Linked DNA regions of Mus musculus: all the other regions are linked to region 1. The links are chromatin loops, found by intact Hi-C in ENCODE. Cell type or tissue: left cerebral cortex. All regions are shown on one strand.

Region 1 (8,000 bases):
CACTTTCCTGGTGAGTTCCTTTGGTGTGAGCACCATGGAAAGAACAGTCACATAAATTGGGGTCCCAGGGTGCCAAGACTTTTGCTGCCTCCTTGTGAGGCTTCCTGCCTTTTCTTTGAAGACAAGGCTTAAGTCAGAAGCAGAGACAGGGAGAGGAGGAAGGGTGCTGAGGGTGATTACTTCACAACTAGACTACAATTGGGAAGTCGCTGGGAGGTCCTTTCACTCCCCTTTCTGCTAATGGGAGAAGGTCAAGGTGTCTGGCATGGAGGCTATCTCACTCCTAGAGGGCAGTGGCAGGCAGCAGTGGGAACTGAAAAATTGGGTGTCAGAGGGAGAGATTTACTTTTGCACCTACTTCTTCTATGTACTTAGGCCACAAGGTCTGCTGCTCTTAACACGACCTGCATACAAGGTCCTATCATTTGCTATGTCCACCCTTCCCTATCTACTTAGCAGATAATTCCTGCAATTCTTCTTGGACTTTGTGAGGCACAGATGATGGACCCTCCGCTTGGCTTCCCTCACTCTATGCTCAGAGTATTGGCATTTTGTCATAAGAGGATGTTTTGGAATTGTTTTCCTTTATTAGAAGTAAGTACCTCAAGGGCAGGAACCGGATTGAATTTGTCTTTCATTCTCAGTTGCTAGCACAGTGCCTGGCCCAAAGTGGATGGATGCTCATACAAAGTTAGCTTTCCAACCTTGTTTGAGCTATGATGGAGATGGCCAGGGCACCGTGATACAGGGTGTCCAGCGGTCAGCAGCAGTGGCAGCAGCATGGAGGGATGAGAGGCACCTGTGTCAAATCTCTTCTTCTTCATTAGCCTTGCTCCAACGGTGACAACAGTTGGCCGTGATGCCCAGGAGGAAGTTGGTGGCTACAGAAGCGATGGAGACCACAAAGCCCACAAATGCGATGAAGAGGTAATCATCCAGGGTCAGAGTCAGGTGGCAGGCCTTGAAGCTCTCTTCAGTGAGTGAAAAGAGGGGGGCACCCTCAACTTCAGGGGGTCCCCGACACTCAGCAAGCTGAGAATCTGCAACACAGAAATGGGTTAGGGTGAGACTTCTGTGGGAGAGGACGGGATGGAAAAGCCTCCCACTAACCTGCTTCCAGAGAGTTGCTGAGTCTTTTCTATGTGCCTCAAACATACATATCATCAATAAGCCTCAAAGCTTTTTTGCCTAGTTTTGTAGGTGTAAACATTTACTACTCATGGAGTTTAGCATTTGTGAAAAGTCTTATAGTTATCCCTAGTGGTGGATCTAGAACTTTTGTGAGACATGAAGGCTAGAGTCTGGACATGTCACTCTCTGCCCCATACATTCCTTTGTGCAGAGAGCAAGCCAACAACCCCTTTAGGGGAACAAGGACACTTTCCCAGCCCTTAATTTCGCTTTTTTATTTTGCTCCAGAGACACATGTCTCGATCATTCCTCCATGGCCCTATGTATGTCTCTTCTTAGGGAGTATGTCTGTATTTGCCCCTTGTGATAGAGTTTCTAATCTATATCTCTGTGTAGCCCACTCTTGCACTTCCTTTGTGACTTTATCCAATGCAACCTGCTTAGTGATGCCTTTTCTTGGGAGCACCCCATGCCTGCTTCTCTTACAGGCCCTATCACAACAACTCTGCTTTATTTTTCCCTATGGTGTCTTTGCCTGACAGTTTTATTACTGTCTTTCTTCCCTTGAAGATAGGCTTCTTCCACAGTACCAGAACAGAACAGCATCCCTTCATAGTAAGCACTCAGTGGGTCTTTCTTAAATGAATGAGAGACTTCACTTAACTCGTGTGTTTTTTTCCAGATATACCGACTACAACGTCAACAGTGTAGCCTCTGGAGAAGCCATATCACCTGAGTGTGAATCTCTCCTGCCTCTCATCACTTGTGTGATTGTGGATATCTAGTCTTCCTGTATTTTGCTTTTTGTTTCTTGTTTTCATTTGTCAAGTGGCAATAATCATATCTGCCTTCTGGTACTGTGATCAGGATTCAGAGAGTTAAAGCACACAATCATTTCTGATGCGTAAAAAGCATTAGGTGACACGCGCGCCTTTTATAATGATCATAGTTGGGTCTCTCAAGTGTCGACTGGAGGGTCATACTCTGCACACAGACATCTGTGGAAAGGGGCTGCTCCTTTACTGGCCTGGCTTTCCCAGCATCGTGGAACTGTCCTTTATGATTACTTCAGTAAATGCATGATGGTTATCAGTGGTCTAATCATAGTCTGCCTTGGAAGTAAAGTGTGGCATTTGGGGGCAGTTTCAACTAGAAATCTGGGCAGTAGCATCAGAGTAATGCCATATGCCCTTGGTAAGAATGTAATATGAATTGAGCTCTAACCTTCAGCAAATCCTGTTTATCTTTTTCCTTTCTGTCTCTCATGTGTCACCTTTATAAGAAGAGAATAATCCAATCTAAATTTTCCAAGCAAGTCAATGTGAGGCTTTAAAATTACAGGGTACAGAGTACCCCACAGGATGGGAAGCTATGGGCTGACAGAGTAAACAATACTATCTTTTCATTATGCAATTTTTTTAGGGCAAAGAACAAAGTGATAGGCTTAAATTGATCCTTTTGACAGATGGATATGCATAAATATTATAATTCTAAAAGGTGTTTGTGTCTATGTGTGTGCAAGTATGTGTGTATGTGTAGGTGTGTATGTGTGTTCATTTATGTTGAGGATAAAGATGCAATCTTTTCCAAGTCATGGGTTGAATCAGTCAATCCCAGCAGTCTGTTTGCATGGGACCCTAGACTCTGACTAGGTTCTGCTCATGTCCAGAGTTGACTCACAGGAAGCTCTCTGCTGGAAACTAGAAGAGAGTTAACTTCCAGAGTTGATTGTTTTTACTTTAAGGTTTCAGTGGGACAATGCAGGCCAACTAGAGGAGGCTGAGGGCACACAGATACCCCACAGGATGGGAAGCTATGGGCTGACAAAGTTCTCTGGTGAGTCAAAAGACCAGTCTTGAAATCAGATTGTATCCCAGTAGCTCTCTCTAGTCTATGTTTGAATCCTGCCTCCCAGCATAGATAATAGGAGACTCTCACAAAGAGCAAAGAAAGGAAGTGATACAAAATTGTCTAGAGGGGTGACATCATCCAGTTCTACCTACTGTGGCAAGCTTTGGCTTTTAAAAATGAACCATAACCATTCCTGTGTGGAGAAGGATGGGGGCCTGAGGACCACCATGGTTCTCTGGAGCTCAAGTACCTCACCTGCAGTGATGTCTGAGGCTATGCTAATGGGACTTGCAGTTCCCCTGTCTCCTGGAGGGTTGAGTCCCTTGCCTGCACCGATGGATAAGCCTTCACGTATGGGAACTGGGGCCTCTCTCTCTTCTGCTAAAGAGCTCAGATCCTTTGCCTGAATTGATGTATAAGTCTACAATGATAGGAAATGTCTTCTCTGAGGCAGCCAGGCCTTTTGTGGGGGGCAGCCAGGGAATCACTGATCACAGCAGAAGAGGTATCTATCTCTACAGTAGTGAGGGTTGAGTGTCCCAGAAGGCTCTTTGTGTTGATAGTGACAAGAAGGAGGGAGGCACAGCTTGCAGAGACATTGGGTTGGTAGGGAGATGGCTCTAGGCAGCTTCCCTGTCCTAGCCCCCACCATCACCCCATCTCAGCCTCCAGCTATTTTGGTACTGGAGAACTTCCTCCCACAGCTCTGCAGAAACACTGAAATCGTGACCCACAGCCCCCCTAAGTTATTTTGGTCCTGGACTCCCCACTCAGTCCTTTCCCTCTTGCCTCATTCAGCACTATTTCCTTTTCTCCCCCTAAATATGCTGAACTTTAGGTTCTAGGGAATCCCTGGGATGGGACTCCAGCTACTCCTACTGTTCTGACACCAGGGGCCAAGGCTTGGTGCTAAACCATAAGTGAGTTGGTGGCTGGGGCCATGGCTAAACTGTCTTGCCTATCGGCTTCAGTGACACTGGGTGAGAGCAGGGTCCATCAAACCTCTGTGACACTGGCTCTTTCAGTCCACTTTGGTTGGGATTCTCCAGTTTAACTGTCTCATTTCAGGCCCTCTCCCCAGATGCCAAACCCATGCATAGACCTTGAATATTCTGCTAAGGCTGCGTGGCCAGCTCAGAGTTTGGCTTACGTAGTTCAGGATCTGATTCTTAACAGGATGGCTAGAGAACAGCCAGACTGCCAGGATTTGAATCCTCACTCCAACCCCCTGTAGCTGAGTAATTTTGACCAAGCTACTAAATTTTCCTATACTTCTGTTTCCTCCTCATCAGGGTTCTTGTGAGGATAAGAGGAGCCGACACATGAAATATGCTTAGAATAAGGACTAGCACATAGTAAGTACTAAAATAAATAGGATTAGTCATGATTGTTTCTTTGAGTTTTCTCAGCACTGACAAGAGTTAGAGTAGTGTAGAAGTCAAATGAATGTGTTTTTATCTCCGGCTCAGCCAGTTTCTAAGGGAACGACTCTGGGGGAAGCCTTCTTAGAGGTTCTATTTCTCAGCTTTTTCACCTGTGAAATGGGGATAATAAAAATGGGGACTCATGGAGATAATGTATGCCAAGGCACTCAGCTCATCGCAGAAGGTCAACAAATACTACCAATTGCTTCTACCATACTGCTTGCTGTGTGTCTTTCTTTCTATGACCATAGGCATTATACAGGCAAGGGACCTCTGATTGTTTAGCAAATGAACTTCTTTAGCACTTAGCATGTGTCTCATATATTCAACAAATACTCATTGAACAAGAGATGGCACATAGTACTGTCACTATTACTATTGTTATTATTGTTATTATTATTATTACTATTATTACTATTACTCCCAGAAACCTTCTGCCTGGTGACCTGTCCAGTCATCTCTCTTACCCGCTGTACAGCGCTGTATCCGATTCCGCAGCCACTTCAGCAAGGGCTCCATGGTGCAGCCACATACCCATGGGTTACCCCCGATCTGTAGGGTCACCAGCCCTGGGAGGCCCTCAAGGGCTTCAAGGCTCAGAAAAGCCAGGCCGCCATAGCTGAGGTCCAGGTCTCTGAGATGCACAAGGCCCTGGAAGGCCTGGGGGTGCACCCTCCGCAGCCAGGGGTTGTGGCTCAGGTCGATATGTACCAGTCCATGAGCTTCCCGGAACATGTCAGCTGGCACATGACTGAGGTTGTTGTAGCTTAGATCCAGGTGTGCTAAGCGCTTGGCGTGGAGAAAGAGGCCAGGGGGCAGCTCCATCAAGGAGTTGTTTCGCAAATCCAGCACGCGGAGTTCCATGTAGCATGTGAGATAGCCTGGCGGTACAGCTGCAATGCGATTGTGGGCTAGGCTGAGGTTGCGGGTGTCCATTGGCAGGTCCGGGGGTACAGAGAACAGCCGCTGGTTGCTGCAGTCCACTACTTGGTTACGACATGTACAAAGGACTGGGCAACTGGTACCCGCATCAGAGTGCATCACCCCAGCTGCCAAGAGGAAGAAGACCAGCAACAAGGCTGAGTGGGGAGGCCCAGGCCAGGGAAGTTGGGCCCAGGTGTCACCCATCTTTGGCAGCTGGCAGCAGCAGTGCTGTAGGGAGCCCATGAGAGCGGTGTCCCTAGGTCCAACAGTCAAGTTACAGGGATGCTGCTACATTAGAGGCCTGAGTCTGGAAGGTGGGGCTTTTGCGAGAGTGCTATCATGGCTCAACACTTCCTTGAGAGCCTCTCAACACCCAAGGACTTCCTAAGATTCATAGGATGTCCCTTTGTAGACCCTGGGGAGCATGGACCCAGTTGAGGTACCCCAGGGTCTGAAAGGATGATCAAAGCTTAAGAAACTAGGGGAACAAGGATGGAGCTGGAACAGCTGTCAGCAGGCCCTGGAAGGGTCCCTGTAGATCTTTTGTGCTTCTGTCACCCATGCCTGCTGGATGCTTCCTCTTGTGCTGTGTCTGACAGGTGGGTGGGGCAGGGGAGGATGTGAGGGGGATGAAAGGTGCCCTTTAAAGGTCCTGGCACTTCATCTAAGAAAACTTAAGCCCTGTCCTAGGTCTGGGACTGATTAGGAAGTCAGAACGGCACCTTGATCTCCAACATTCAAGGTCCCAGAGGCCATTTCTCCTGGTGGCCCAGTGGGCATGAGTTCACAAGAGACCTGGGGCCAGAGATTTAGGATGGGGGAGAAGTATGTTCCCATGGGTCTCCTAGAAGCCTGAACATTCAGTCTCAGTGGTCTCTGGATTCTCAAGGGATGCTCTTTGCTTCCCAGAGAGGGGTGAGTCCCAAGTGACACCCACTGTCTGGACCACGAAATGTGGAAAACACCATGAGTCTGGAGGCACAGGTAAGGGTCAGTTACAAAAGCATTATCTATGTCTTCAAGCTGTCACCATGCTCAGCTGTGCACTCAGCAGGCGGAGGCAGAAGTCACTCTGTCAACAAGAAAAGCATTCAGGCAAAGAAATCTAGTGTCCTTACATCCCTGCCCCCTTGCCTTGCTCCTTTGTCTTCACTCCTCCTTACTTTACTCTTCTTTCTTCTTTGAACCTATCTGTTCCCAACCACAAAGTTCTTTGCTCACTATCTTTCAGATGAGGACCACAGTGAGCTCAGAAACCCAGTCTACACCCACCTACTAACCGCATCCATCTGACCTGAAATTCTTCTCCTAGGTTTCTGTCCGGAGTTGGGTGCATTTTCTTCTATTGCTCATAGCTCCACCCTCGTGAGCACCAAATACCCCACCCTGAAAAACTCCCCAAGAAAAACATGCATCTAAGCTCTGGCAGTTTGTACACCCCTCTTATCCACTTTTTCAGCCCCCCCCCATCTCTTTCTTACACACACACACACACACATACACACACACACACACACACACACACACACACACACACACACACACTCACACACACATACTTTCACTGTACCCCCTCCCAGCTTCTTTCTACACACATTCCCTACCCAAGTGTGCCCCGGCATCTTTTATACCACAGCACAGCCCTAACCCCAGCATCCTTTTATGTTCTACTCTCCAGCTCCCAGCCTCCTGCTTAAGCCCACACACATACTTGGTCTGGCAAAGAGATGGAGAACCTCATCCCACCCAGGGCCTCACCCCGCTGCTCATCCCTCACTCTCTGTGGCTTCAGCTTTTCTTTTACTCACCTGCTGTCCTCACTTGCCCCCACTACCCCCACCCCTTTATCCCGTCGTCGCTCGGTCATTTCCCCACCCAGTTCCCCACTGCTTCGTAGCTTCAGTCTCACCCATTGGGAAATCACCCCGGCACCCCCTTATACAGACTAATTTTTCTTAGCTTCGGGGTCTTCTGCTATACTCCCGCGGGCCCTCAGGAGACTACTCACTCTGTTCCAAGGACACAGACATCAATCTTACGCAGACGAACGGCTCTGCCTCCCTCATCCTGGAATCCCCCGCTCCTTTGCTTGCTAGCTTCCGAACAGATTGCCTATCCGGCTCTTCCCCTCCCCCGACTCTCCTCTTCCATGTCTCCTGCATCCCAGGCCAGCATCTTCTGCGGTTTCCTGTCCTGTGGTCCCTGTGCCCCTTCTTTTACGCTGAAAGGAAATTTGAGAGAGGATGCTTAGAAAGTTCACAGAATCTGAATGCCTCTTGGGAAACTCAGCTGGTGCCGAGGCTGCCTTGGTGTGTGGCTTCCGCCAGAGCCAGGTCTTCCCCTCCCTCCTCTCTCTCTCTGGCTCTCCCCCTCCCTCCATCCTTCTCTCCTCCTCTCTCTCTTTCACTCCCCTTTTTTTTCCTCGAGGGCCAGGTAATGACGTTTCACTGTCTCTTAGCAACTGCCTCCACATCTCTGAGCAACAGGGGGAACTGGCTATAGACCCCACCAAGATGAGAAAAGAGAATGAAGTACTCCTGGTGAATTTACAGCCACCCTCAGGGTCCTAGTGGGTAGGGCAAGGGGAAGAAAGGAGAGGAGGGTAGGCAGCCCCAGAACAGGGATTAGGGCAGAAGAGCAGGCAATGGAGAGAGGGCAAGAGGGCTCTCC
Region 2 (8,000 bases), 51 kb after region 1:
TTTCTTCACATAACCTGACTCTCAAGAAGCTTCTCTACCTCTGCTCTTATTGCCCCTCATCTCCTACCTAAGGGGAGAAGCCTCTGTTCATCACAATTTATTTCAAACTAAATTAAGACCCTGCAAAGGCTTCCTGTCATAAGGAATGGCATGTTTGGTTTATAGATCCTCCCCAGTGTCTGTCTCTCATTTTAATGTGATATTTGTCACTATTGATGTTGTTTGTATGTTTGTAAAATCACTTGCTTCTTCCAAGATTTTTCTGTCTTTGAATTCAGTTCTTTGACTATGACTATGTGTGGATTTCATTGTGTTTATCATATTTAGCACATGTTGAGAGATTTTTAACCTATCACTTCTTAAAAAATGCTTTCTATTCGTCATTTTATCTCCTTATAGATTTCACTGTACCTTCGAATAAAGAACAGCGCTGCTGTGCCCTGATATCTTAGTACATGCTCTGATGGTCCATTTAATGGTTGATATTGCCAACTTGACAGGATTCAGAATCTTTTACGAGATGACGCATTGGGCATTTCTGTGAGGGATTTTTACAGATTGGTTAATTGAAACAGGAACAGCTCCGTTCTACCATTCTATGAGTTGGTGTTTTGGAGTGAATTAAAAGGAGAAAAGGAGTTGAACACCAGCACTCATTTCTCTTTGCTTTCTGACTGTGGATACAGTATAACTTACCACCATGACTTCTCTGCCAGGATTGATTTTCATTCTTCCCTAAGTTGCTTCTAGTCAGCTATTTGGTTATAGAAATAAGAGAAGTGACTAATGTAGGCTCTGTAAGCAAAGTTTATAATTAGTTTTTAGTCAAACTTGGATAACCATTTCCCTGTCATCTCAGCTGTAATGAAGGGAGATCAGCAAGCCTCACTGGGAGTCCCAAGACATAAGGTCTTATGCTTCTTGTTGACTTTCAGAAGATCATGGGCTTGGTCTCATTGTCCTTTGACCTTGATCCCTTTCCTAAGAGTGGCTGACTTAGGTGAATGTCTCCTAAATATCTGGCTGTATCTAAGAGGAAGCTCTTTAGTACTAGAGTAATTCACGGCCTGAATATCCTGCTAGCTAGGCCTCCTGGTTGGTTGGTGTTGGAGCTGGGTTCACAGGGTGCTAACACCATACTGGCTAAGCTGGCTTTTGTATTGCTGTCTTCCCACAGATATGGCCTCTGAGATGGTGCAGCTGCAGGAGAGGTTCCTCTTGATCACTGTGCTGACTGACAGAAGGTTGAGATGATCCATGATGCCTCTGCTGGGCTATAAACACGGTTCCTTGAAGTACATGATTGTGTTTGGAAATAAAGCTTTCTGATGCAAATTAAGAGGAAGTCATGCTGGGTCATTTTGGACTCTAATGGTCAGTGCTTTTATAAGAAGAGGGGAGTTTGGCTAGAGCACAGAGGGAAGATGACTGAAGACATAGGGTGAGGGAAAAGGATGTGGGATGGAGGTGATGAACTTACCAAGTACTGTGAGGATTACCTGTAGCCATATTAGCTAAGAGACAAGGAAGGAATCTCCCTTTTAGTGGCCTTAAGACAGAGCACCAACCTACGAACCCATGGCCTTCATATTGTAAGAGCATATAGAGTGGTGAGACAATAAATTTCTAAAATTTAAAACCATCCAGTGTATGGCCCCATTCTATGTATACTGTATAGCAACTGTAAGACATGAATACAACATCACATAACTCTCTGAACTTTTAAACTCCAGAATATTATGTGCTCTTAAAAATAATTTTCAGCTCTTTATTGGGCTTCTTAATTTGCTGAGTCATTGTTATCATTTTTTTCTTAATTCTTTAGCATTGTTTCTTGCAGGCCTTTGAATATACTTCTTTATTTGAATAACTTTGGCCATTAAATCCAGCAATTGCATCTAGTCAGAGGTCTTGCCTATGCAATTATTTCTGTCCTGGGTATAGATCATTCCTTCTCCTTCTTCCTTCCCTACCTCTTCTTTTTCCTTCCTTCTTTCCACCTCCTTATTTCTTTATATTGTATTTTCTTTTTGCTTTTTAAAAAGACTTATTTATTTTATGTATATGAGTATACTGCAGATGTTTTCACACACACCAGAAGAGGGCTTCAAATTCCATTACAGATGGTGGGGAGACAACTTGTGGCTGCTGGGAATTTGAACTCAGGGCCTCTGGAAGAACAGTCAGTGCTCTTAACTGCTGAGCCATCTCTCCAGCCTTATATATTTTCTTTTGAGGCAGGGTCTTCTGTATCCCAGAATGGCCTCAAACTCTCTATAAAGTCAAATATTAACTCCACCTCCTGCTTCCACCTCCCAAGTTCTGATAATACAGGCAAGCCTCTCCTAGTCTGACTTATGGTTTGCACAGTGCTAGAAACTGTACTGTATTCAAGAATGATACACACTGTACTAATTGAGCTCCATGTCTAGTCTGTGCTTTCCTATTTTTTCATGCTTCATAATTTCTTATGGTTGAGACTTGCATGATTTAGGTCATGTACTGGGTGACTTACGTGCTAGATTTTGATCTCTATCCAATTTTGTTGCTGCTGTTTGTTTGTTTAGTCACTGATCTGGACTCAGCCTGTGGGTACTATTCCCTGGTGGTATATGGCTGCTGACATGTCTCTCTGGTCGTTAAATGTCTTGTTTTATTTAAACTTGGCTCCTCTACTTCTTCCAAGTTCAGTGGTCAGCCAGTGTGTGGTCATGAGTGTTGTTGTTTCCTGCTGCCACATTTTATTATCAGATGCACAGAGGTGTATTATTTACAATATGTTAGAAGGTATGGGTCACATGGCTAAAATCATGGCATCACCAAGGGTGTGTTCTTTGGAGGCCCCACTGTAAGAATTCATGTCCTTGATCTTCCAGTTTACATGGGAGCTCTTGCCCTCTATAATACTGGCCTGCTTCCCCCAACTTAACATTCAGCAGAGAAGGTCAAATCCTTCTCCTAGCATCTCTCCTTGACTCAGCTCAAAGCATTCTGTTCATTTAGGGAATCGTGTAATTAGATCAAGCCTGCCTAGATGAACTATCTCCTCTCCCTTTCAAGGCACTTAACTTTAATCACATCTGCAAAGCCCCTTTGCCATGGCAACATAGTCACATGTGCTAGGGTTAAGATCTGGATGTCTCCGTGACGAGGGTAGGTGGGGAGAACATTTCTTTGGTGACCACCTATCTCAGGACAGTAAGGCTCCTACACAGTTCTCTTAGCTCTGTGACTGCTATCCAAATTTAGGCAGTTTCAAGTCTTGTATCTTCTCTGTGAGTGTTTCAGTGTCCTGGCTTACCAAGGGTATGTGAAAGTTTTGTCAAGCACCTTTAAGACACTTTCATCTCTTGGTTTATTATAGGTAATAATATGATTTTATTAACTTCCTGATTAGTCCTTCAGTCTGTCGCTTACCTCAGTCAGCATTGCAATTTCAGGTTAGCAGAACTGTTGCTTTCCTGTGTTTACATGCCTTTGTGGTTGTTCATGTTACTGTAGATGCATGCACTAAAAAATTCCATCCCTGAGCTAACTGAGTCACCTTCAGCAGCGAAGTTGCTGGTACTCGTGTGCATTCTCACTGGGGTAGAGCCACGTGCCTGCCCAGGCTGAATGAGTCCAGGAGGTGATGAAATCAGTTCCCAGCCCCAAGCTCAAGCACCACAAACTCACACAGTTCTTTTCTAACCTTTACTAGTTATTCTACTTGTTGTGTATAGTTGGTTGGTTTCCAGAGCTCTTAAATGGTTGTTTTTGACAACTCTGTTTTTCGTATTTATGAATCCTCTGGAGAGGATTTATTGTCCTTTCCGTCTGCCTTCAGGAAGCCTACTCTTTATAAGGTTTGGTCCACTTGTGTTTAAAATGATTAGTGATTCTGTTGAGGCTGCGTTTGGGCCCTATAAGCAGATCATTAGCATAGATGATAGGGGGTAGAAGTGTCTGAAGGTTTTCTGAAATAGGCTGTTTCAGGTGTAGGGCAGTACTATCATGGAGAAAAGGGATGCCTAGTATCCCAGGCATAAAGGAGAGCAGAGTAAGTGAGTACAGGTGAAGGTGGGTATTAAGTGTTTTAAGGGCCAGCCCAAGGATATAAACAAGAATTTTCTTAGAGTGTTGCTTGTTCAGGCAGTTTTTATGAGATTGGGAGGACTGGATTGATGAATTAGGTTACTCTCTAGGGGCAGCCTCTCACACAACAAACATTTCTGTTAATACGTTGCAAGCTCTTCTCCTGTTTTTGCTATCTGGGTCTATTTTCCTCATTTGTTCCCATCCTCTGGTTCTAGGTGGCTTGGCTGAGCGTTTGATCGTGGGCCCACACTGCCCCCTTGTGCTCAGGTTGTGCATAGCACTGGCATATTTGCTTCCCCACTGGTGGAGGGGAGAGCTCAGAGAACTGGGCTCTGAAGCACGGTTCTTATCACTGTGTTAGGTCTTTTCTTCATGTGGCCAGGCTGACTCCATAATGGTGAACACTCACAGTATTCAACAAATAGAGACACACTGAGGACCTGATTCCAGCAGCCTCATGGACTGCAGGCAAGGGATGGAGACTTCTGCCTACACAGCTGGGTACCTTGACTCCATACATGGTACCCCAGTCCTTAAATTGATTATTATTATTTACTAAGGATCTTCTAAAAATTGTCTGTCTTCCTTTGTAACTTTGATGAGAGTTTTGAATTCATTTCTGAGTTCTTGGAAGTATTTACCATAGGATGATCAGACCTATGAAGATGAGTTTGATATTGTCTCTAGCTTGTAGAAGCTGTCTCTAATGTTCGCAACTCCGGATGCTGGAGACATAGTCCAACCACTATTTTGGAAATGCTGTACACTGACTATGCCCCTCGTCCTTTATGGTCCATCTAGATGTGGTTATGACTGGTTTTCCAGTTCCTGTTCCTGGAATTTTCCCTGTATCCATCCACTGATTTAGCTGGAAAGCACCCCAAACCTCTGTACTCTTTTCCTGTTCCTGGAAAATGCTTTTTCCCTCTCATGTATGTATGTATGCATGCATGTATTTAACTTAGTGTGTGTGGAAAGGTTGGGGCACATCTTTTGGTGTATGTATAGAAGCTAGGACAATTTGCATGAATCATTTCTCTTCTTCTACCAAGGGGTCCCACAGATAGAGCTAAGGTCATTAGGACTGGCAGAATTGGCATAGCATTTTTACCAAAAGAACTTCGTATGTAGCCAGTCCTGGAAAAAAAAATGTTCCCTGTTACTTTGTTCTGGTACATGTCAATACTTCTTGAGAGCTCCTACAATTATTTCTGCAAACCTTCCCCAGGCCTGCCTTGTTCCCATGACATGTGCATATTGTTTTGCTCCTGTTAGTGTCTCTAGCACCTCACTGTGGTTTGTCATACTGTAGACTCTCAGGGATTTGTTTGTGGGCAAAGTACTAAGCATCCCAGGTCTATGATTTGGAAGTGGCTAAGATGAGAGCTGGAAAGTGAGTGGAAGAGGCGGGACTTTAGAGACAGAGAATCAGCAAATCAACAGCTTTATGAAACATCTTAAAGCCTGCATGCACTTCCTGGCTCTCACCTATACAGAGGAATACAGTCTTGCTCCCACTCCCTCTTTTTGACTAACAGGATGTTTTCCTCCTGCTTGGGCTCTCCTCCTTAGTTCATGCCCACTCCTATTCTCAGCCTGGGGTTGACGTTGGAAGTCAGTGTCATGGATCATGGTGAGTCCCCGAGTATTATCTTCTTGGGGTTCAAATACTTCAGGTTCAGATCCAAGACCCACAATTTATTTTTGGTTCAAATTCTTAGACAAACATATTCACCTCTTGGGGCCTCAGTTGCCTTGATTTTAAATCAACATAGTAATTTTTTTTCTCTTTGTCCTTGGTCTGCTTGTGTGAAAATCACATCTGATAGTCAATAGAAAGAGCTTCGTGGTAATGTTGTAGGTTACCATTATCATGCTAACAGGTAAAATCAAATGCATGGCATATTGCTATTGTTCTCTGCATGCTTTCAGGAAAACTGAGACTTAAAAAAGGATAGACTCAATGGATTGGAGAAATATCACATTGGTTAATGTGCTGAATCAACCATAGTCAGGACTTCTCAAACCATACATAAGCAGGGTGGGCTAGTTTCTGAATCCATAGCTTTTATTATTTTTTTTCTAGTTTCTTGCATCCTATGTCACCCTGAAGCCTGTGTAGCATAAAAGTTAAAATTCTGAGGTTCAGGGATTTGAGAGATGTCTCAATGGTTTAAGTGCTTGCCATGCAAGCACGAGAAGTCGAGTTCAGCTCCCCACAACTCACGCAAATGCTACGAGGGCAAGGAGGCCCACCATCTTGGGAAAGAGAACAGGGATCCCAGAATAAGCTGGATACTGGGCCTCACCCACTAGGCATATCGACTAGCTCTGTGTTTGATTAACAGGTCTTGCGTCAGTGAATAAGATGGAAGAGTAATTGAGGATGATTCTGGATGTCAGTCATGGACTTCCATGTGTACGAGACACACACATGTATGCCCACATATAGACAAACGCACACAGACATGAAAATGGAAGAAGGAAAAAGGAAAGCATGAGGTTTAGAGTCAAATAAGAGTTGCTTAAGCAGTAGCTTAGTCTCACTGTGCCTCAATGTCATTTTGTTAAAATGGGAATGATGATAATACTGTGCTTATCTAACGAGCATGCTGCCACTCAATGCAGCAGCCTTGGGAGGCACTCTGAGCAGGGGCTGGTGTACAGTAAATGTCAGCTTTGATCAGATACTCTCGCTTCCTGCTCGTAAGGGTTGGTTGTTTTGCTTTCAAATAAGATAATGAGGGCTAAGTAATGACCTGGTAGAAGGTGAGATAATACATCTAATGAAAAATTGGCTGGGAACCAAGGACAGAAAGGAACTCAGTAGCTCCCAGTCCAGTTCACTCATTTTAAAAAGCGGGAAGGAAATATTTTCCCAAAGTTACATAACAAATCCAGTTCAATGTATTGACTTTTTTCTTAAAAAAAAAAAGCCTATTATATCCCAAGCATTATTCACATTTCTGTGGATAAGTGGGTGAATGAGAAATAGCTTTTGCTTATGCAGGAGATTTTCCAAAGTGTAACAGATGCAAACTGAAGTTATCACGGCTAGAATTTAATCTAGAAACCCCTGGGTTGAATAAAATAAAGAAGCAGACTTTTTTTGTGGTGTTGAGATTTGCACCCAGACCTTTGTTCATGGTAGGCAAACACCTGTGGCTGAGGATGCTCACTGAGCTACATCCTCAGCCTAAAGAAGCATTTCGGTCCTGTGCTTTGCTCTACTTAAGAGGGAGGTTTGCTTGCATAGTGAGAGGAGGCTTCTCTTTCCTTGTAGTTCATCTTATAGTTTGTATTTTGTGGCATATTCAATAAAAATATGAGCATGGTTTTAAGTTCATAGACTACTTAGGGGCCAGTAGACACATGGAAATGGATTAGTAAGAAGTTCACCTGAGACGAGGCAGAGATGGAATACAGACTGGTGATCAGATGGACATCCATATGAACGCACACATACATATATGCCCGCACATAGACAAACACACAGACATGTCAGACCTCTTCTTGCTATCCAGTATTTTTATGCAGATGAAATGGGTTTTCAAGGAGTATTGAGATACTGATTTAACCAATGCCTAAGGGCACAGAATAATAACCAGATTGAGGGAGCTAACGAAAGTTTAGTCATGAGCGCTGCCTGCCCAGCTGGCTTTCACTTATTATACTGACTGTCTCAGCTCATGCCATTCTTGCACCAACCCTTTGAGGCAGGTAATATTGCCCTCCTCCATTCCCCCTGTGAGAAAACAGGCATGGACAGTTCAAAAATTGTCCAAAGGCCATTTAGCAAGTAAACAGAGGAGGTAAACTTTGAATCTGAGCAACAGGATCCTGTCTGGGCTTGGGGCCATAGCTAGGCTGGCGTTGGATGTGACGTGTATCTGTTTTTGCCTGTATCTTGTGTACCGGCAAAG
Region 3 (8,000 bases), 49 kb before region 1:
ATTTTAGTGACTTGAGACTTTGTCCTTACAGCTATGAGCTGTCTTCCTCCAGTGTACCAGGGTATACTAACTAAGTACTGAGGAATTCTGGACCCTCTTACTCTGGAAAAAGATTCTAAGAAGAGGCAGATAGATGGCTTTGTATAAAAAAACAAAAACAAAAAAATCTCACCTTCAGAAGCCAGGGTGAAATCCCCCATAAAGATATAGATTAGCTGGCTGCTCTATCCAAGTGTTAGTGAGTTGACAGCTTGCAGGGCTTGATCCAGAAGGTATAGCTTTTCAAAGAGGAGTTTGAAATGTTGAGTAGAATCTGATGATTTCCATGTAAAGTTAGAGTGTTAAAATGTTAGACTTAGCTAGAAGTGGTGGCATATGCCTTTTATGCCTGCACTTGGGAGGCAGAGGCAGGTAGATGTCGGTGAAGATCATTCTTGTCTACGTAGTGAGTTTTAGGCCAATCTGGGGCTAAATAGTGAGACCTTGTCTTAAAAAAAATTGACAATACACACACACACACACACATACGTGTATGTATATACATGTGTATATATAAGTATATTATACTATGGCAACACAGAATAGACTGAAAACATGTATATATGTATAAATAAATGCACACATGTATAGTATGTATAAATATATACGTATTTTCAGTTCATTATGTTTTGCTATAGTAAAACACTATAAGCTGATTAATTTGTAAAGGAAATAGATTTGAATAGACAGATCATGGTTGTGGAGGCCCAAAAGCACGATGCTGGCATTTGCTTGTCTTTTTGTGAAGTATTTTGTTGGTCTTTTTGTGAATTGCTTCATCAGTTCATGGTGAAGAAGTGGAAGGGGGATATGGCATATTAAGAAAGGTCAACCCACTTTCCCAGTAACCAGTCTAATCCTACATGATAGAAGTTGCTCCCAGAAAACCTAGTCCAGTCTCAAGGGATATTACCTAGTCACTTGAAAAAGACACTAAACCATTTATGATGGTAATATCCCTATGAACTTCCCAAAGATCTTATCTCCTATTGCTGCTGTACTAACTAAGCCTCAAGGTAAGTTTAGCCAGGAATCAAGTATGTTTAAGCCCTACCATGGCACATTCATTCAAGACATCTTTACTCACTATGTACTCTTTACCCAGGATTATCTTAGGAGATAGGGATAACTGGTCAACCAGGCATCACCCTGATTTGTGAAACCATTTGAAAGGCTGTCTACCTTAATTTTTTTTTATTAACAGAGAGGTGACCTAAGGCCCATCTAGAAGGAAAGGAGAATAATTTACACATGGTCACACAGTGGGAAAGTGGCAAGGCTGAGACTAGAACGCAGGTTTTCTGCTGTTAGGCAAGAACATGTTCAGGGTTCTGAAGGAGATCTTTTTGTGGCAATCAGTAAAGCAAATGAAGTCAGTCCAAAGACGAGCTCCTGCCTGGGAAGGGCAAGATGCTGATTATCTGAAGTTTTGCTAAGTCTTTTGTTTGAGAAGGAGCTTCAGATCCACAGGATCGCTGTTGATTCAGTACACAGTGCTCTTGTACATTATACACCCAATTTCCTTTATAATTAATGTCTTACATTAGCATGATACACTTGTCATAGTTAATGAACCATGTTGGTACATTACTGTTAATTAATGCTCATTCTTCACTTAGGGTTCCTTACTTAAAAAAAGAAAAAAAGAAGGGAGGAAAAAAAAAAGAGCAAACCAAAAAACCCAACTCAACCTTAATGTGCTTTTCCAGTCGCAGAATCTGTTGTCACAATTCAGTCATCACATTGCTTAGGCTTCTTGCATCTCTGGAAGCTTCTCGGATACTGTATTTGAGGCTTTTAAGAAATACTGGTCAGACATTCTGTTCCATGGCTCTTTGTAAAACAAATGCCTTTTTATAATCTCCATTTGCTAGGCATATGCTAGGTGATGAGTGAAAAACACTAAATAATACTCAGGCCATTCATGCTCTTCTCATTGTTTAGCAAAGAATAATACAGGGCATTCAATGACACTGCAGACAAATCACAGGATGCTGTCGAGGCAAACATACCTTCTCTCTCTCTCATGGAGGACTCACAAGTTAGAGCTAACATGCTGGCTGAAACGTGCGTCCACTAGGGTTTAAGTGTCTGGCGTTCTTTCTCCTCCAGGTCGCCACCTTAGTTGCCTGAATAAAAGCAAGCAGGAGTGTAGGAGATGAAAGAATACTAGTATTTGATGGGCACCTCACCCTATGTGTCACTCAAGTGTGTGACACACCTCTTAATTGTGTGTCTATCTGAAGCTGCTTTTAGATGTAACATGGATGAATTTCTTAAACCTGGTTGACACATCCCATTCAAGCACCTTGGTACTTCTCAGCCTACAAGCCCTGGGTATTAGGAAGGTGTCTCTAGGAGAGGCCTGCTTTTATAAAAGCTCTGCATCCTTGCCCATCCTAAGCTCCCTGCTCTGGAGCAGGACCCTGTTTAGAGATTTTTTTTTTCTCACTGTCTGGGATGTAGTAGGCACACATAGGCAATCTGCTTAAACAAGTGAACTGCTGGAATGAGAGGTAAGAAGAATTGCTTTTTTTATTTACAGCAAACAAGTCGATTTCTTTTCAAAGAAGCCAGGGAAATGAGGTAAATCAGGAGCCAGGAGAGAAGCAGGGGAATTGGAAAGTATGGACCTAATTAAACCAAATGGTTTTGTGTCTCACAGCTGCTCCTGAGAAGTAGACCGTTAGAACAAAGTTGGGTCATGGGACTGTGGCACTTCTGGTAATTTACTCTTAATCAATTATTTAAGGTTTCCACTCATATAAACATGCATATGTACATCCATAAATACATGCATACATATACATTGTGCATTGAACATATTCCCCCTTGTCCCTCCATCCTTCCTTTTATTGCCCCCTACTAGTCTCTTCTGATCCCTAGAAAGGTTTACTTTTATTTTATGTCATGTGTTCATACATGATCTTATGTATATATATAAAATCTAGGATATACAAATTAGGGAAAATATGATCTTTGTCTTTCTGGCTTAATTCCCTAAGTATGATTACCCTCAGTAGCCATTTTTTTGCAATCAACATAACTTCCTTCTTCTTTGTGGCTGAAAATAATCCTTTTGTGTGTCTATGTCACACTTTCCTATTCATTCTTCTGTTGCTGGTTCCATAGTTTAGCTATTGCATGTAGTGCTGCAATAACCTCGATGTGTAAGTGTTTCTGTAACCCACAGGACAAGCTGTTTTTAGAGAAATCGCCACAATATCTATATTCTATAGTGGTTGGACTAGTTTACATTCTCACTAACAGTATATGAGGGTTCATTTTTGTCTCTATTCTCAACAACATTTGTTATTACTTTCCTTAGTGACTATCATTTTGACTATTTCAGTGTAGCTTTGGTTTCCAGTTCTTTGATGGCTATTGAAGTTGAGCATCTTTCTGTATGCTTACTTCTGAACTCTACACATCATGGCTTCATAGTGATCAGTTCAGTGTTAATGCTGAAGATTGTGTTTTCAAGTCTATTTAGTTGGACGAGTGATTGTGAGGCTGGCTGGCTTCCTGGGAAAGGTATCATGCCAGCTGGGGCCGGTACTGAGTCAGCCAGGCTGCTGGGAATCCATGTATAGCTACCTACTGTTCATAGAGGAAGAACTGCTCTGATGGAAGGGATGTACTGATTGAATGTAAAACAAAATCTTGGACTTCCTCCTCGACAAAACACTCAAGGAAAACCTTCTCTTCCTGTCCCTGAAAAATCTGTGTCAGGGTTAAGACCATCCAAGAAAATTTGGCAATCTTTCTTCTGACTCAGAAGTATATCTATAAGTTCAAAAGGTCTTCCTGTGTGATCGGGATGAACAGCCTCAGACAATGACACGGATTGAGGCTTTGCTTTAGTTGGCTTCAATCTGGTCTCTGGTTGACTGAGGACTTTAGTACCAGGACTCAATGACCTAGAATCTGGAGATTGATATCCCAAGGTCTTACAATTGAAGAACCCGGAAGTAACCTTTGCTCTTAGGAAAATGGACACACTAATATGGTGGCTGGTTGGTTTCCGGTTGGAGACCCGGAAGCCTCAAGCATTGCTGGGATCCAGCTGGCAGTGAGCTATGTATTGTGGGTGCTGTCAGGCTTTCAGGGACCCTGGAAGATGGTGATTGTTTGCTGTGATAATAACAAGTTATTTTTATGCTTGAGAAAAGCCACACAGCAATTACCAAAGGGATGATACAGGCTAGGAAAGGAAGTTGTTTCAGCTATGACCATGCCAGGAGTGATGAGAGAACAATGAGCTGAAACCACAGCATTATGGGGCTGGAAGAGATCTCTCCAAGGCTCCCATCTCACTAGAGGAAACAGTGAAGCCCTGGCAGGATGACCATTTGATGAATGATACTGCTAAGAAGTGTGTGGGCTCATTGATTCTTCTGATTCTGAAGTCGACCTGAACGCTTTTCATGACATCAGGTTGCCTCTTTTCTGTGAAATAGGCTGCTTTGGAAGAAATACTCCAAGATAGGTGGCCAACATGGTTTTGATGCTTACAGTTTGTATTGGAACAACTTAAGCTGTCTTCTTAAAAACCATGAAATTTGTGTGTCTCTTGTTCATTGTATTAAGAGAGACTAAACTTGAATCTCAGTTAAGCTTTTACTGGGCTGTACCATCTAGATCATTGATTTCTAGTTTTGTGTATGCAGAAGAATCATCAACAAGTGTTATTAAAATACAGAACACACCCCAGTTGGTGTGGAGAGGATCTGGAACACCCCCTTCCATTTTCCTTTGTATGGTCTACAGCTATGCATGTGTGTAGGTGCTCATGTACTTGGAGGCCTGAAGTTGTCAAGAATTATCATGGATCACTCTTCAACCATATTTATGGAGGTAGGATCTTTTAGTTAAACCCAGATCCCGGTTGACAATATGACTAGGCTTGCTAGCCAGCTAGCTCTGGGGACCCTTTGTTCTACCTTCCAAGGCTAGAATAACAGGCGGTGGGTTGTCACACTTACTCTGCATTATGTGAATCTCCAGAGATCCAGAATTCTAGTCTCATGGTTACATGACAAACACTTAAGCCACTGAGCCACATCTTTAGCCCTTGAAAATCTTGTTTCTAAAGAAACTTTATCCATGGTAGAAGCTATTAGTCCTTGGACAACATTCAAAAGATCAAAGAATCAGAGCCCAACGTTCAATATCTCCTGTCAAATAGAATAGTAAAAGTAGTTACCTCACAGGATTGTTATGAAGGTCACACTAGGTAATGTTTGCAGTGGCAAGCAGTCTCCATCACATTAGGGGCAATCAATAGGTTTTAATTTTCTTCTGCTGTTCTCCCTTTGCCTCTCTTGTTACAAGGGAAAGTGACTTGATGTACTCCTTTGCACTGCAGAGGGCTCGGAAGACCTCTGCGTTGGAAAAAAGGGCATGTGGCAGAAAGGAATGCTCAGCTTGGAAAATGTGACATTGTTTTTGAGACTTCTTGAATTTAAAATAATTCTTTTATTGTGGTGATAACAGCAAAATAAAGCTAGAAACATTTGACAGAAGTTTGCATATAAATTAATCTGGTCAGAAGTTTGTTGAAAAAAAAAAGATCAAAAATAGTGTGCTACATAAACAGTTTTAGATGTTAAAAATTCATAGCCTTTCAGATTTGTGTGGGTCTTAGCTTCACTGATTCAGGGAGGCGGGGTAGGAAAAAAATGTTTGAAATAATTCCAAACTGAAAGTCTAGAGAGAAAATTCCTTCCTCAGCACTGCTTTAATTGTCTCCTGGAAAGCTATGGGAGCTGTGTGAGTTTCCCGTGTATAACATGAAGAGACTGCACAAGATTGGAGAGCTACCACTTCCTATTAACTTATCAACACAGCAGGTCTCTTTAGCCAGCATTTTGAAGGTTCTAGCCTGTGACTGATTGTGCTATCTTCTCAGGGCAGGGTATGGTGGAGGGAACATGTGGTAGAGAGAAACCACTTAAATCATGGTCAGGAATTAAGGTTCCATACTCCCCTTCAAGGCCACCGCTCCCCCCCCCCCCCCGTGGTTTAAATTCCCCTTTCCAAGTGTTACACTATCCCCAACAGTGCCACCTGGGTGATCAAACTTTTAATACATGGGCAATAGGGAGATATTCAAGATCCAAACTCCAGCAAGTGAGATGGCCTTTGATGACAGCTCTAGACATGAGTATCTTCCAGAGAGCTGCACTCTGGGCAACTGAACTGGTAAATGTCATTCTGAATGACCACTCTTATGGACTGCCATTCTGTGGTACAGAGAATCTTTAATGATGAAATATCAGACATTAGAATTGATGGTATCTCTTGAATGATGACCAGGATTTTGGCAAGTTGAATGAAGACCTGGGTGGTAGGAGGCATCCAGACTGATGAGATAATGTGAAGAAAGGCAAGAGAGTTAGAAAGGACACAGGGAATGTGAAGAATAAGATAGTTTGTGCTTAAGGCATACCTGTAAGAACATTAGGTTGTAGACCATTGTAATAGTTCATTCATTAATCTATGAAATTATTCTGAGAAATCACTTTATGTCATTCACTAGCTACTGAGATTATAAGTGGAGGATAAGATAGACTTGGCCCTTGTATGAAACCTAGCATTTTCCTAGGAATAGATGATAGGCACATACATAAATGAGGAAATTGGACATCCTGTTTTGAAAATGCTATGAAAGAAATAATATTCAAGGTGGAAAATAACATTGAGGGTACATTCAGATTATGTAGTCCTGCAAGAGCATCTTAGGATATGACCTTAGATTAGAGTGGGCCTGCTATCTGACATGCTGCCCTAAGAGAGTTCTAGGATCATCAAATGCAGACACTGAACAGAAAAGGTGTTAGCACATTCTAAGGTTAGAACAACTGCAAAGTTAATGGATAGGAAGCCAAGGGGAGTATGGCATGAAACAAAGTTAGAGAGACACATAAGGGCAGGATCACAGGGAACTTTGAAGGCCATAGCAAGAGGGGAAGTTTATTCTAAGGGAAATGAGAAGCTAACTCACAGACTTTTGTAAAGAGATCGAATGGAAATGAAGTAGGAGGAAAGCAGAAGTACCAGATGGTTGCTACTTCAGAGGCCAGGATGGGCTTGAAGGTGGGTCATATAAGAGGTCTCTATAGAGACCCAGAGAGAGACAGATTTGAGTCAACTTTTGTTGATGCAGAACATGTAGTTACTTCTGATGGCCGGGATGCAGGCACACGTGAGATTTATCCAAGGTCTTAGGCTTGAGTAACTCAAGGTGGTATCCATTAGTGAGATGGGCGTGGAGGAAGACTAGGAAGTGGGGGTGAGAGTCAAAGACTGTGAGAGGGAGAGGTGGGGGTGGGGAGAAGCATCCTGAAGGGTGTCTGGACTTGTAATAAAAAAATCTGAGCATCATGGAGATAGGGCAGTGAAAAATGCTACTGTTGGGTTATTTGAAAAGAAACCAGAAAACCGTTCCTGGGACTGTGCCACTGATGTCCTTGCTAATCTGGGTCGAGTAGTTACAGGATTGTATTGTTAGAAGTCACATAAAATGGTGTTGACGGGTAGAGAGGAGTGTGAGAGAATGCTTATGGAAGCTTTAAAATAGTGGGAAGGATAAATAGAGAAATTAGCAGTAGGCAGAAAAGTATGTGTGATAAAGGGAAAACTTAAAAAACTAGATATGCAAAGGCAGACTCTGTACTAGAAGTGACCCGAGAAAGGCACATCCTACAAGCCAGGGTGAGAGGAACAGGATTATTGAGGGTGATGGAAAAGAGATAATTGGAGGAAAGCGTGTAAGTCAATGTGTGCTTGGTCAATAGCCATGGATCACAAGGTCGCTGTGAGGACGTAGGTATTGTTAATGGCTGCTGGTAAAGAGAAGAGCAGCAGAGGGGGCACTTGCTAGTGAAGAAGAGATAGGGGAACAAAGAAAGGTTATTGGGTGATGTAATGGAAATATACATATACATATGAAAGTATCT

The links. A loop is a pair of places that touch in the nucleus more often than their neighbours do. Peaks named below come from ENCODE experiments on the same cell type or tissue, not always from the same donor. Only the 100,000 strongest peaks of a DNase experiment are listed, where the experiment ranks them.
Region 2: a loop joins it to region 1, with 2.1 times the contacts of the local background. A loop is called at or near these places in 4 of 42 quality-filtered maps.
Region 3: it touches region 1 in a loop (2.0-fold over the local background); 3 of 42 quality-filtered maps call a loop at or near these places.

Annotation. Positions count from the first base shown.
Region 1 is chr2:85,191,106-85,199,105 of GRCm38, forward strand. It overlaps Lrrc55 (leucine rich repeat containing 55), which reads right to left and starts at 7,645. Exons shown (of 3, transcript NM_001033346.4): 1 at 7,339-7,645; 2 at 4,874-6,402; 3 at 1-1,040. The coding sequence starts at 5,534. The coding sequence ends at 805. In left cerebral cortex, no CTCF peak of the experiment used is centred here; DNase peaks (open chromatin) are centred at 3,652, 4,184, 6,555, 7,067 and 2 more places; H3K4me3 peaks cover 3,218 bases; H3K27ac peaks cover 2,018 bases.
Region 2 is chr2:85,242,340-85,250,339 of GRCm38, forward strand. It overlaps Gm13715 (a long non-coding RNA gene), which reads left to right. Exons shown (of 5, transcript XR_374759.2): 5 at 1,178-1,339. Among named protein-coding and RNA genes, the nearest start is that of Gm13715, 38 kb to the left of the region's middle. In left cerebral cortex, a CTCF peak has its summit at 4,344 (motif pointing left); a DNase peak (open chromatin) is centred at 4,336.
Region 3 is chr2:85,141,944-85,149,943 of GRCm38, forward strand. No RefSeq gene overlaps it. Among named protein-coding and RNA genes, the nearest start is that of Aplnr, 9.6 kb to the left of the region's middle. In left cerebral cortex, no CTCF peak of the experiment used is centred here; DNase peaks (open chromatin) are centred at 3,573 and 5,739.